Regions from separate parts of the Homo sapiens genome. Here regions 2 and 3 are each linked to region 1. The links are chromatin contacts, found by Hi-C or POLR2A ChIA-PET in ENCODE. All regions are on one chromosome and are shown on one strand. The core of a region is the stretch at or near the end of the contact, and the rest is flanking DNA. Distances in the headings are between cores, read along the strand shown. Region 1 overlaps MYO18A (myosin XVIIIA). Region 2 overlaps UNC119 (unc-119 lipid binding chaperone). Region 3 holds the start of ALDOC (aldolase, fructose-bisphosphate C).

What was found. A loop is a pair of places that touch in the nucleus more often than their neighbours do. ChIA-PET counts read pairs that join two places held with the same protein, here RNA polymerase II (POLR2A). Pooled maps may share reads with other maps.
Region 2: a pooled map shows a loop between it and region 1 (4-fold over the local background). The contact joins two enhancer-like sites. A Hi-C loop is called at or near these places in 4 of 50 pooled maps. POLR2A ChIA-PET finds 5 or more read pairs at or near these places in 2 of 52 experiments (GM12878 and activated B cell).
Region 3: a pooled map shows a loop between it and region 1 (3-fold over the local background). The contact joins the promoter of ALDOC here to the enhancer-like site in region 1. A Hi-C loop is called at or near these places in 1 of 37 single-sample maps with no recorded cell type and 9 of 50 pooled maps. POLR2A ChIA-PET finds 5 or more read pairs at or near these places in 1 of 52 experiments (activated naive CD8-positive, alpha-beta T cell).

The regions. Positions count from the first base shown.
Region 1 is chr17:29,143,672-29,147,290 of GRCh38, forward strand. All of the region lies in intron 2 of MYO18A (myosin XVIIIA), which reads right to left. The region is part of intron 1 of LOC124903967 (a long non-coding RNA gene); the gene reads left to right. Among named protein-coding and RNA genes, the nearest start is that of MYO18A, 35 kb to the right of the region's middle. Within about 2 kb of position 1,865, at least 22 of the 41 ENCODE cell types and tissues checked have a DNase peak (open chromatin) inside an H3K27ac peak, as active enhancers do.
Region 2 is chr17:28,546,665-28,550,283 of GRCh38, forward strand. UNC119 (unc-119 lipid binding chaperone) reads right to left here. Exons shown (of 5, transcript NM_005148.4): 2 at 1,928-2,041; 3 at 1,335-1,437; 4 at 1,013-1,185; 5 at 44-745. The coding sequence ends at 633. Among named protein-coding and RNA genes, the nearest start is that of UNC119, 4.2 kb to the right of the region's middle. RefSeq lists enhancers at 270-1,107, 945-1,054, 1,075-1,124, 1,108-1,944 and a silencer at 3,477-3,526. Within about 2 kb of position 1,632, at least 10 of the 41 ENCODE cell types and tissues checked have a DNase peak (open chromatin) inside an H3K27ac peak, as active enhancers do.
Region 3 is chr17:28,574,821-28,578,439 of GRCh38, forward strand. ALDOC (aldolase, fructose-bisphosphate C) reads right to left here and starts at 2,075. Exons shown (of 9, transcript NM_005165.3): 1 at 1,981-2,075; 2 at 601-724; 3 at 303-514; 4 at 132-186; 5 at 1-36. The coding sequence starts at 712. SPAG5 (sperm associated antigen 5) reads right to left here. Exons shown (of 24, transcript NM_006461.4): 21 at 3,553-3,619; 22 at 3,398-3,472; 23 at 3,190-3,270; 24 at 2,754-2,950. The coding sequence ends at 2,879. RefSeq lists a silencer at 2,008-2,247 and an enhancer at 2,298-2,477.

The DNA of each region.
Region 1 (3,619 bases), core at 615-3,114:
AATTCTATACTATTTATAATCCTAAAAATAACCAACATATATACCCTGCTTCCTTAAGTACAACACTCCTAATTCATCTCAAAGATCTCACACTCTGAGCTTTCCTTCTTGAACCCAATCCATTTCTGCTCCATCCTGTACTGAAGGGCACGCCATCTCCACCATGATGACTCCTGACTTCCTGGCCTGGCTACAGCAGCCTGGCTTCTGCCCCACCAATGCCCCAGCCTCTCTCCAAGGGCACCAGCCCCTCTTAGGCACCACCATGCTGAAGCCTTGCATATGCCTATATTAGGAAGGCCAGATGCCCTTTGTGGCCATATGTCTGCTTTTTAATTCTTTTGTCCCCTACCTCATTAGGCCATCAGCTGTCACTCGTCTGTCAGTGTGCCTGTCTCCACTCAGCTTCACATGCAACTACAGCTAGTCCCTCTGCTGCCCAAAGCGTGGTGGTGCAATATCAGGGCATGGTCCATTTCTTTGATGAGTCTAACTGATGGCTCCAGAGGCCATGTGGACACTCCCACAGCCAGCCAGGCCACCCCAAGCCCCTCAGCTTGCCTCCAAGGACAGCTGGAAGCTATAATCTGGCCCCTCCTCAGACTTTACTTTCACTTTTCTAGTCTCTTCTCCCTCTTCCCAGCCAGCCTGGCTCTCCGTCATTTGCCTGCCCTTGTCACCACCAGAGCCATTCCTTACGAATGTGTCTCTACCTTGGCTGACCCTCTCCATCTCTCCAGGCCCATCTCAACTCCTGCCTCCCTTATGAAGCCTTCCCTGAAACCCAAGACCCACCCGGCAATGCAAAGAACGTGGGCTTGGCAGCCAGACACACCTGGGTCTGAATCCCAGCCTCTTTCTTGCTGTCTGACCTAAGGGAAAGTTACTTGACTTCTTAGAGTTTCTACCTTTTTGGCCTTAAAATAGTATGATATCCACCTTATGAGGCTGTTATAAGAATAGAAAAGGCAGTACATGTAAAGCAACTGATGTGCGGCCTGGCAAATTATAGTTATTAAATTATTAATATCATTATTATCATAAACCATAGCACTCACTGTCCACACCTGAACACATTACATACATACGGTTCTTGGTTATACTCAATATGGTGCTCTATTATATACAGTGGAGTCACACACTATGTGGGGTTAGATTCCAAAGTCAGCACGTAAGGCAAAAATAGAATATAGTCCAAAACTCCTGAAAATCCCTTAAACTGCTCACAAAGTATAGTACACATGATTTTGAGTATGCCATTTGGTATAATATAGCTGCAGGAAAGCATAATAGTCATGTACAGCATATAGTAAAAACACACAAAATATTATTTTTATAATTTTAGGCTACAGTAATATAGTTTCTTTCACAACCATATAGTTGAACTTATTGAAGTTTACTGTCCACGTGCCATGACTATACAGCATAACTAATGTTCTGAATGATAATCGATTCGTGTTGAATGTTTAAGCCTGCTCTCCCTGGAGAGCTGGGACCATTTCCTACTTCCTTTATATCCCATCCCGTTCCCCAGCACTAGGCACACAAAAGGTGTTCCACGAAAATCCATATGGATTTAACCAACTGATCTGAACGGTGCACGCACAATAAACGGGCTGGAATAGAGTGGGGAACAAGGGGATCTCCATGTGTGGTGACAACTTCAACTGCTCTGCTCTCCCACATTGGTGGCGTGGATGAGTGGAAGGTCCTTGGCTCTGTTTCAGGCACTTGACCAGGCAGAGTGGCTAAGCAGAGCTGGGGGAAGGCCAGACAGGAGGCTCTGAGGGCTGGAGGAAGTCGTTCACTTATTCAACTAGCTGTGAACTGTAATACCTCAAGGCGAACACTGTGGGGAAGCACCGTGCCTGCTTCTTTTTCAGCTTCCCCACCACAGACTGAGCTTCCTGAGGCAGAGGTTGTGTGTTGTTCATTGCTCTATCCCCAGCACTCACCTAGCACTGGGCCCTGCTCAGAGACAATATGAGGCACGTTTGAGTGACTGAGTGAAAGAAGATAATTTAGTTCTTGTTTTCAACTAAATACTTCCTGATTTAAAAAAATGTACAGATCAGCAGAGGAGATAACAAATGTACCCCAATAATTAAAATTCAAGTCAGGGACGTCAATAACAGTCTAGGGAAGTTCAGAGGCAAAGATCTGTTCCAGTTACGGTATTAAGTAGACAGCTTACAGACAGCTTGGAGCTAGGCCAATGAAAGAGAGAAATGTTATAATGTGGCAATGAGGTAGGAAGGGAATTCCAGGGTGAAGAAGTAGTGTAAGAGAAGGCAAAGAGGGGCCAGGCAGGCGTAGTGGCTCACGCCAGTAATCTCAGCACTTTGGGAGGCCGAGGTGGGCGGACCACCTGAGGTCAGGAGCTCGAGACCAGCCTGGCCAACATGGTGAAACCCCGTCTCTACTAAAAATACAAAAATTAGCCAGGCGTGGTGGCATGTGCCTGTAATCCCAGCTACTCAGGAGGCTGAGGCAGGAGAATCACTTGAACCCGGGAGGCAGAGGTTGCAGTGAGCTGAGATCACGCCACTGCACTCCAGCCCGGGCGACAGAGAGAGACTCCATCTCAAAAAAATAAAATAAAAATAAAATAAAATAAAAGGCAAAGAAGTGGAAAAGCATGAGATGTGGACAGTAAGTCTGGAAGAAATGTATGACACATATAGGAAACCAAGGAGGGAGGGATAAAGCTGGGAAGGAAGCTGGGTCTCAAATCAAGCAAGTGTGTGCTGTAGTGGACATGTGTTGTTTCTGCTGCCCACCACCCATTCCTCCATCCTCTGATTATAGCACTCCATTTTCCCCTCTGGGGACCCACCCCAGCACATGACTTCGCCCTGGCCAATAAGAATATCCTGGCCAATAAGAATATCCTCAGGCTATAGGTTCATGGAGGGCATGTGACCCAATCAGTTTCAAGGATACATAATGAAACTTGGGGATTATTCAAAGAGTCACACATCTCTATCCACACAACTAGAACCTGGGGCTGTGACATTTTGCCATTACTTGTCTGAGGACCAAGGCTGCCTAGAAGATGGGGTGAGAGACAGAAAAGGTCAGGTCTTGGTCACACTGTTAATGTTTCCAGATAAGGCTGAGCCTGTAGCCGGTTCTACTGCTGGACTTTTCAGATACTGGTGACAACACATATCTTCTTTTTAAGCCAGTTGAGCTGGGCTTTCTGTTACTCTCACCTGAAAGAGCTGTACCTGAGATGAAAGCAAGGTGGGCAGTCAAAGGAACAAGAAGGTACACACCAAGCACTAGCCATGGCCAGGCACATGCTACTGGTTTTCCTCTCAAAACCCTGCGAGGTAATGAGAAGGGGAATTGTGGAATGGGGAAACGGGGTTTACAGAGGTTAAATAATTGCCTGTGATCACACAGATTGTGACTGGCCAGGTGATTTGAACTCAGATTGTTCAGATTCCAGAGCCCAGCTCCTTACACACCACCACCTGCCTGGAAAACAATGGGAGGCACAACAAGCTTTTGGAGAGTGATGGGGCATGATTTAACCTGTGCCTTAAGAATGCTGAGCAGGTCAGGCATGGTGGCTTATTCCTGTAATCCCGGCACTTTGGGAGGCCGAGGAAGG
Region 2 (3,619 bases), core at 382-2,881, 600 kb before region 1:
CTCCCTTCTTTGCCCATACACACAGAGGCTGGCCACACCAGAGAACAGAAAAGGAAAAAGTTTATTGAAAACTATATACAGTTGGTCCAGCTCCTACCATGGGCTGCAATCTCAGCCAGTCCCTCCCACACCTTAGGCAGTGTCTTGGCCCCTCATGGGGAGGGATGGGGCTAGGCCTAGGGCCCAGACTCCCTTGGGTGGCTTGGCAGCTGGAGCCCACCGTGGATCTTTGTAAATTTACAACTCTAAATGGCCTGAAGGTAGTGGGCAGGGGACAGGGAATGGATCCCTGCCTGATCTAGTCACAGCCTTGATAGGGGAACACTATTCTGAAACTTGGGCCCAAGTAGGGCCCAGCTAAGTTGTCCGGAAGTCCTGACTGCTCCTCTCACAGGCCTTCCTAGACGTGGAGGCAAACAGCCTCCCTACGACCCCACCCCATGTAGCAGGCCGCATGGGCTTCATGGGCTTGACTGGGGACACCAGGTACCCTTCCTCCCAACATTGACTCAGGGTCCGGAGCTCCTGGAGAACTCCCCAAGCAGAGGACTTGGGGTTGAGGGGTGAGCGTTGGGGAGGTCACAGCTCCCAGCCCAGAACTGGAGCCTCCTGGGGTCAGGGCAGCCGTGGGGTCAGGGTGTCCCGCTGTAGGAATAGTCTGCTTTATTGTGCATCACCAGCCGGTCATCCACGAAGTAGAAGCTGTCAGACTGGGTCTCATACGGGTGGCGGATCATCTCGCTGACTGCAAGAGAGGCCCAGCCAGGCCGGGCAAAGGTCAGGAGCTTGAGTCCCGCCACTGCAGGGGCTTCAGGACTGGGGTACAGGGACAGCCAAACAGCCTGAAATATCCCCAGCCTCTTTCTCTACGGATGATATGGGAATGGTGGCAGACACAGAAGAGCCCCAGGGTGGGGAGAAATGGGATCAGACCCACAAGTCCCTCTCCCTCCCGCAGCTCAGTCTCTAGACGCCCCCACTTCCCCACTCCCAGAAGACCCTGCCCGCGCACTCAGCTCCTCGGAGAGAGGGGGGAAGTCGTAAATGTGCTCGCAGGTGTTCTTGCTGCTGGGGATGCAGAAGCCAAAGTGGAAGTCGAAGCTTTTGAGTAGCTGGTTGCGGAAGTAGTGCCTCTCGATCATGCGGAAGTTGTTGACAGGCTTGTCTCCCACTGTGAACTCCACCCTGAGCAAGAAAAGGAGGCAGGGCTAAGTCTGTCCTTGAAGTCAACTAGCCAGCCAGGCTCAGGACAGGCCACCCCTACGAGAGGCTGAGAAGGGCCCACTCACACCCTCTCCCTCACCCCCACCACCACCCATAGCCCAGCGACTCACGTGGCTCCCACCTGCCTCAGGCGGAGGAAGGCAGGCGTGAACTGGTAGCGGACAAAGCGCCCAGCATTGGGGTCCAGGTCCCGCCGGTTGATGGGCAACCGTTCTGCAATGTACCCCAGCTGGGGCTCAGTGGGCTTCAGGCTGGGCCCTTGTCCACCCAGGGTTCTACCCTTGGGTCCCCATCTATCTGATTTTTTTTAAACTCCCCAAGAAATTCCGGGGCACACTGAGGGCTCAGACCATTGGCCAAATAGTGCCACCTAGGGGTTCTAGGTCTGCATGTTCCCAATCGCCACTGTGCTTCCCCGGGCCACAGGATGCTGAGGCCTGGGACCCGTAGGACTGCAGTTCCCAGAGAGCCCTGCAGAGGGCAGGTTGGCAGGGACCGAAGGGGTAGGGCTGACCTCGCAAGATGTCCAGCCTCAGAAACATATGGGAAGGAAAAGAAAGGGCCCCCCTGCCTGCAGACTCCTGAGAATGCTGGGGTCCAAGCCCCAGCTCTGTGGACTCCTCTGTGGCCCAAGGATTCCCTGGGCAGCCCACTCCGCAGCTCCTATCTGCCTCCCCATCAATGGCCCACCCAGCCCACTCACCTGAGACTGGGGGCTTCTTGATTTCAAAGAGGACAGTGCCTGAGTCCATGTCCCGAATCTTAAACCTGACAAAGTCGATCTTGTAGATATTCTCCTCAGGGGAGCAGAGGTAGTCTAGGGGAAACAGGCAGCTGAGCAAGGAAGGGGCCGCAAAGCCCCTGCTGCCAGGTCAGCTTGTGTGGGACCCCAGAGTAGCTACCATCTTCTCATCCCTGGGATCACTGCCCTCTGGAAAGAGGGACCTCAGTCCCTGCCCTTGGGGTACACCCCCAGTGTGGAAGAGACATAACTCCGCCATGGGGATCTAACAGGGGATAAGGAGTGCCATCCTACTGGTCTCTGGGGGCCAGGGAAGGGCAGGGCAGAGAAGGGTAGAGGACAAGGCCACCTCCTGAACACTCTCTCTCCCACTCTGGAGTTGAGGGTCCTCATTCTGGCCTCCGCTCTGCCAAGGCTGGCTAGATGACTTTGGGAGAATTAGGTATCCAGCCTGGTGGGAGCCTCTCTTCTCATATGGGAACAACTTCCTGCAGTCTGACCTGTCTCTTCTACTGCAACTCAGTGTATCAACTTCTCTGGTACCCTGCCTTTGAGAACCACCTGTAAAGGGGGCCACACAGCTCTGTCTTGGGAGAGTCACTGTCCTTCTCTGGAGGATACTCCTACCCTCACCCCACAGCTGCCCCTGGCATGACATCTAGATGTATCAGGTGAGGCTGATGTTAAGGGGACTTTCCCTGATATGGGTGGGGCTGGGGCAGGTGAACAACCCCTTCCCTATTCCTCCTCTCCTCCAAACCCCCTCCTCTCAGTAAGAAGCTTACACCAGCCCAGCTCCCTTAAGCAGCTTAACCAAAGCTCTGCTGACTCAAGCCCAGAGCCTGGGATATGGCAGGTGGGAGGAGGCCAACTTTGCTCTCATCCTTTGTTGATCTCCAAATGGGAGGAAGTCTTAGCAAGCAGAGAGAACCCCCTTAGAGGTCATTTACGCAGCCCTGGCTATGAGCCACCACCATGGAGAAAGTAGTCCTGGACCCCCATAGAGAAGAACACAGGCTAGGCCAGGAGGAGGGTGTGGCAGGTGCAGCAGTGGGTGTGGAAGGGGTAAGGGGAGTCCTCAGGCCCAGGAAGGGAACCAAGAACAGTGGGAGGCCCTGCCTGAGGAAGCTCAGGGAGCTACAGGGCCTGATCTAACCCTCACAGCTCTTGCAGCAGCAACTTCAAGTGCTCAGGGAGGCCCTGGCAACAAAAAGAGCTGAGAGGTGCAGGGAGGGACTCGTGCTGTCAGCCTGCACAGCATCACATCCTCCCCTGGTGGCCCACAGAGGCCTGGAAATCACCCTCCAGGCCCCTGGGCCACCTCCTATTCCTCTGGGGCAGGAACAGGAAGTGAATATAAAGTCATTTTCTCTTCCCCAGGTCTGCTTCTTCCCCAAGCCTGACGCTGTCCCCTCCAGGAAGCCCTCCTGGCAGCCATCTGGTACCCTGGGGCCCAGCATGGACTTTATACAGCTTGGGGAAGAGGCAGGGCCCTGAGTCTACTACAGCCCACATGTGGGGTGGGGAGAGAATGGAAGTGGGCAACCCCTATCTCACCCCATTCACCCTATTTTCACAGAAAGTAAGCACCAGTATAAAGACATAGAAAGAAGGTACAGAGCATAGGGAACGGAGGTGGCAGAGTGGGGAGCA
Region 3 (3,619 bases), core at 825-3,324, 570 kb before region 1:
TGTATTGGGCACAGCGTTCTGAGAGCCCATCCAGCCCTGCAAGCACAGTGCCAACCTCATTACTCTGCCCCTCTTTTACCAGCATCAACTATCTAACACCTCTTTGGTCCTCAAGCCCACCCATCCTATACCTTGAGTGGTGGTTTCTCCATCAGTCCCAGCTAGAGGCACCACACCCTTGTCAACCTGTAGAGGAAGTACAAGCAGAGGGTTGAATCCAGGCAGGATTCTCCTTGCTACCCCTCCTACACAAGCTTATTTTCACACCCAGCTTCCATTCAGAGCAGGGCCAGGGGCTGCACCTTGATGCCCACGACGATGCCCTTATCCTGGATGGTTCGGACGAAGGGAACACCATTATCATCTTTCTGGTAGAGGGTCTCATGGAAGAAAATGACGCCTCCAATGCACTTTTTCACACGGTCATCAGCACTGAACAGGACCTGGCGGTACAGCCGGCGGTTCTCCTCTGTGTTTTCCACCCCAATTTGGCTCAGCCGCTTGGCCATGCTGCCTAGGGGCAAACAAAGAGAGGCAGTGAGAACATCCCCAGGGTCCCCTAGCCACCTGTACCCTACCTGGCTACAGATGTCCACTTACCTACAGACTCATCCGCAGCCAGAATGCCTTTGCCCGGGGCTACAATCCGCAGGGCAATGTCAGACAACTCCTTCTTCTGCTCAGCAGAAAGGGCTGGGTACGAGTGAGGCATGGTGACAGCTCCCTGGAGTGGAGACAAGATAAAAAAGCCAGACCTCACCCTCTGCTGCCTCTCCTGGCCAGATGGGCCAAATGGCCTCCCCATCAAGCAAGGGGCTGGGAACAGGGCAGCAGTCCTTGGCATGAGTCCTGGGCATCAAGTGGCACCAGTCCTTCTGACAGCTAGCAAGCTTAGGGCTCCAGTTCCCACATCTCCTTTTGTCCCTGGTAGGCATCCTTCCCAGCCCTGGGGAAAGATGCAGGGTGGGGGTGGGGAGGTGAGCAGCCCTGAAGCCACAGCTCTTCTGATAAATCTGCTGCCCAATCAAGGATGCCAACCCTTCTTTCACTGAACTTGGTCCCTTGTTGAGGTAGGCAAAAGTCCTGGCCTTTCCAGCTTCCCTTTTCTCATCCTCCACAGGACCCCTAGGGAAAGTGTACTTACTTCCAAGGCTTCAGAATGAGGCAAAAGTACTTATTGCCACCCTCTTCTCTCAGCTTCTAGAGGAAAAGGTTGGAAGAACAGGTAGGGAGTAGGAGTGGCACAAATACCAGTCACAGGCTCCTGCAGCTTCTCCTTTTCTGTACTCCAAACCTGCCTGCCTATGCCTATTGCCTATTCCCACCCAGTACCAGAGGTTGGCCCCAGTGGGGCTGCAGTGATGTAGGAAAGAGGGCCCAGCGGGTCAGCTGTGTTAGTGTGTGGAGACTAGGGCTAGTGACACCTCCGGGTCATCTCTGTGCCCAGGAAGCACTTCACCTGTTTGGCAGGAGGATAGCAATAGGAAGCACTTCAATTCCCCACAACTCAGACACCCAGACGGGAGGGCAGAGGACCAAGGCTGAAAGGAGTAGAGAGCCTGAGAGAGAGATGAGACTGAGGGGAGCTAGTGGTGATGCAGGCTAACCAGTCAGCGGGAGAGACCTAGACCGGGGGGCAGAGAAGGCGGGAGAACTGGAGAGAGGACCTAGCCTAGGAGGAGAGGGAGCAGGCTGAGAAGGAAATGCTCTGGGTAGGAGAGACAGACTCCAAGGAAAAATCCAACAAGTAGAGGAGGATTTGGGATTGGAAAAGCTGAGGTCCAGCTGGGAGAGCTGAAGAGGGATAGAACAGAAGAGGTTGAGCCATGGGGTTTCAAGTACGCGGAAAGGAGCAAAGATGTTAGGAAAGGGTCGAAAGGGCACATCCCGGAGTCCCAGGTAGCAGGACGAGGATGGCAGGGGAAGAGCCAAGGAAATGAAGCGGAGATGTTGAGTGGCTCCCGCCTTGCCTGGCCTTACCTGTGCGCAGCCAGTTAGCAGCCGCAGCCACAAGCACAGCTCGGGTTCTGATCCGCAAACAGATGAGGCTGCAGCCCTGGCTCCCTCTGGTAAATGAGGCTGCGGATGTCGCAGAGCTACGTGACTCCTCCGGGGGCGTGGCCTGCATGCCCCGCCCTGACCACACCCCCTCCCCAGGACTGGTGTCCGGGGCAAGACCACGCCCTCAGAGGCGGGGCGGCGAGGTGGAGTGAGCGCCCCGCCAGGCATCCGTGGCTGTTAGGGACTGCCCTCCCACCTCGGGGAGCCTGGCCATGACCTTGCGTTCATTTCTGCCACAATCCCTTTACCACGTGCCGGGCACTTGCTGGATGCTGGGGATTAAGCTTAGTCTGGTGAAGAGGAGGCACCAGAACAGTAACAACAGGTTGAGTAGGTGGGGCAGAAGCATCTTCAAGGTGCCCAAGTTCAGGGCAGGAAGTAATGAACTGAGCTTCTCTGTCCTCACCCCCATATTTGCCAGGGTATACCCCCGAGGGGGCTGGGGAAAGTAAGAGAATGAAGCCTTTCTGTTTCCTCCAGGCGGTGAGCCAGGGAACAAGCAGTCCAGTGCCCAGAGTTTTGGTGAAAGCAGAGGAAGGGAGGAAGGGCAGGCAGCCTTGGCTTTGGATGCAGCAGGAGGTGGAGAGGGATCTATGGAGGGTGCCCAGGCAGGAGGCCCAAGCTGCTTCTTCCCTGACTTCATCATCCGCCCCCTCTCACCCAAAAAGTAAGATTCCGTAAGCTTGGAGAAATTCATTAAATACACTTTATTTAAATAGCATTTATCTCAGTTGGCTCTATGCCAGTTGGTCTTGGTATTGGGGTAAGGGGGTATTGCAGGTAAAAAGAGGTGAAGCAGATTCTGGCTTTCAGTTTCTTAGCTCAGAAATTCCAGCAATCCCTGTAGTTCTTTGCATCCCCTCACCACCTCTGGAATAGAGAGCAGGGTCTGGGAAGAGAGGCAGAAAACGCAGCTCAGGACCACAGACTTAAGGCCCAGGGCTCCCAGCCCCAGGAGGCAGCCGCTGAATTAGAGGGGAGAAAACAGACACCACAGAGAAGCCTGCAATAGTGATTCAGGCCCAGCTCTCAGCACAGGCTGGGAACCAGATCTGTGCTCATTAGTACCTCCTGGGGCCAGGCCTTGTACCAGGTTCATTAGTGATATCACCTCCCTCCTGCCTATACCTTATAAATATGCTGAACAATGTCATCTAGTTTTTCTAACTCCTTGTCAGAGCGCCGAAGGTTCTCCTCTAGGATATTTCTCTAGAAAGCAAACAGATTTTATAAGTCCTATGCATAAAAGAGCAAACTTGGTAGGACAGGGGAAACATGGCGGGGCATTTGTTAACGATGGTAGGAAATGGCCCTGGAATGGCATGGACATTCTTACATGGCTCTGGAACTTGATCATGAGTTTTTCCTTCTCATTTTTCATCTCCAGGAACATCACTCTCAGTTTGTCCACCTAGAAATATGTCCAGATCAACAGGGGTACAGCCTGGGGTCCCCACCTGCTGTCCAGCTCCTCTGTTAACTCTGAGTCACCTCCTGAGAGAGCCACACTTTCTCCTGGATCCAATTGGTGGCCATAGGCTGGCAGTTGGAGTCCAGC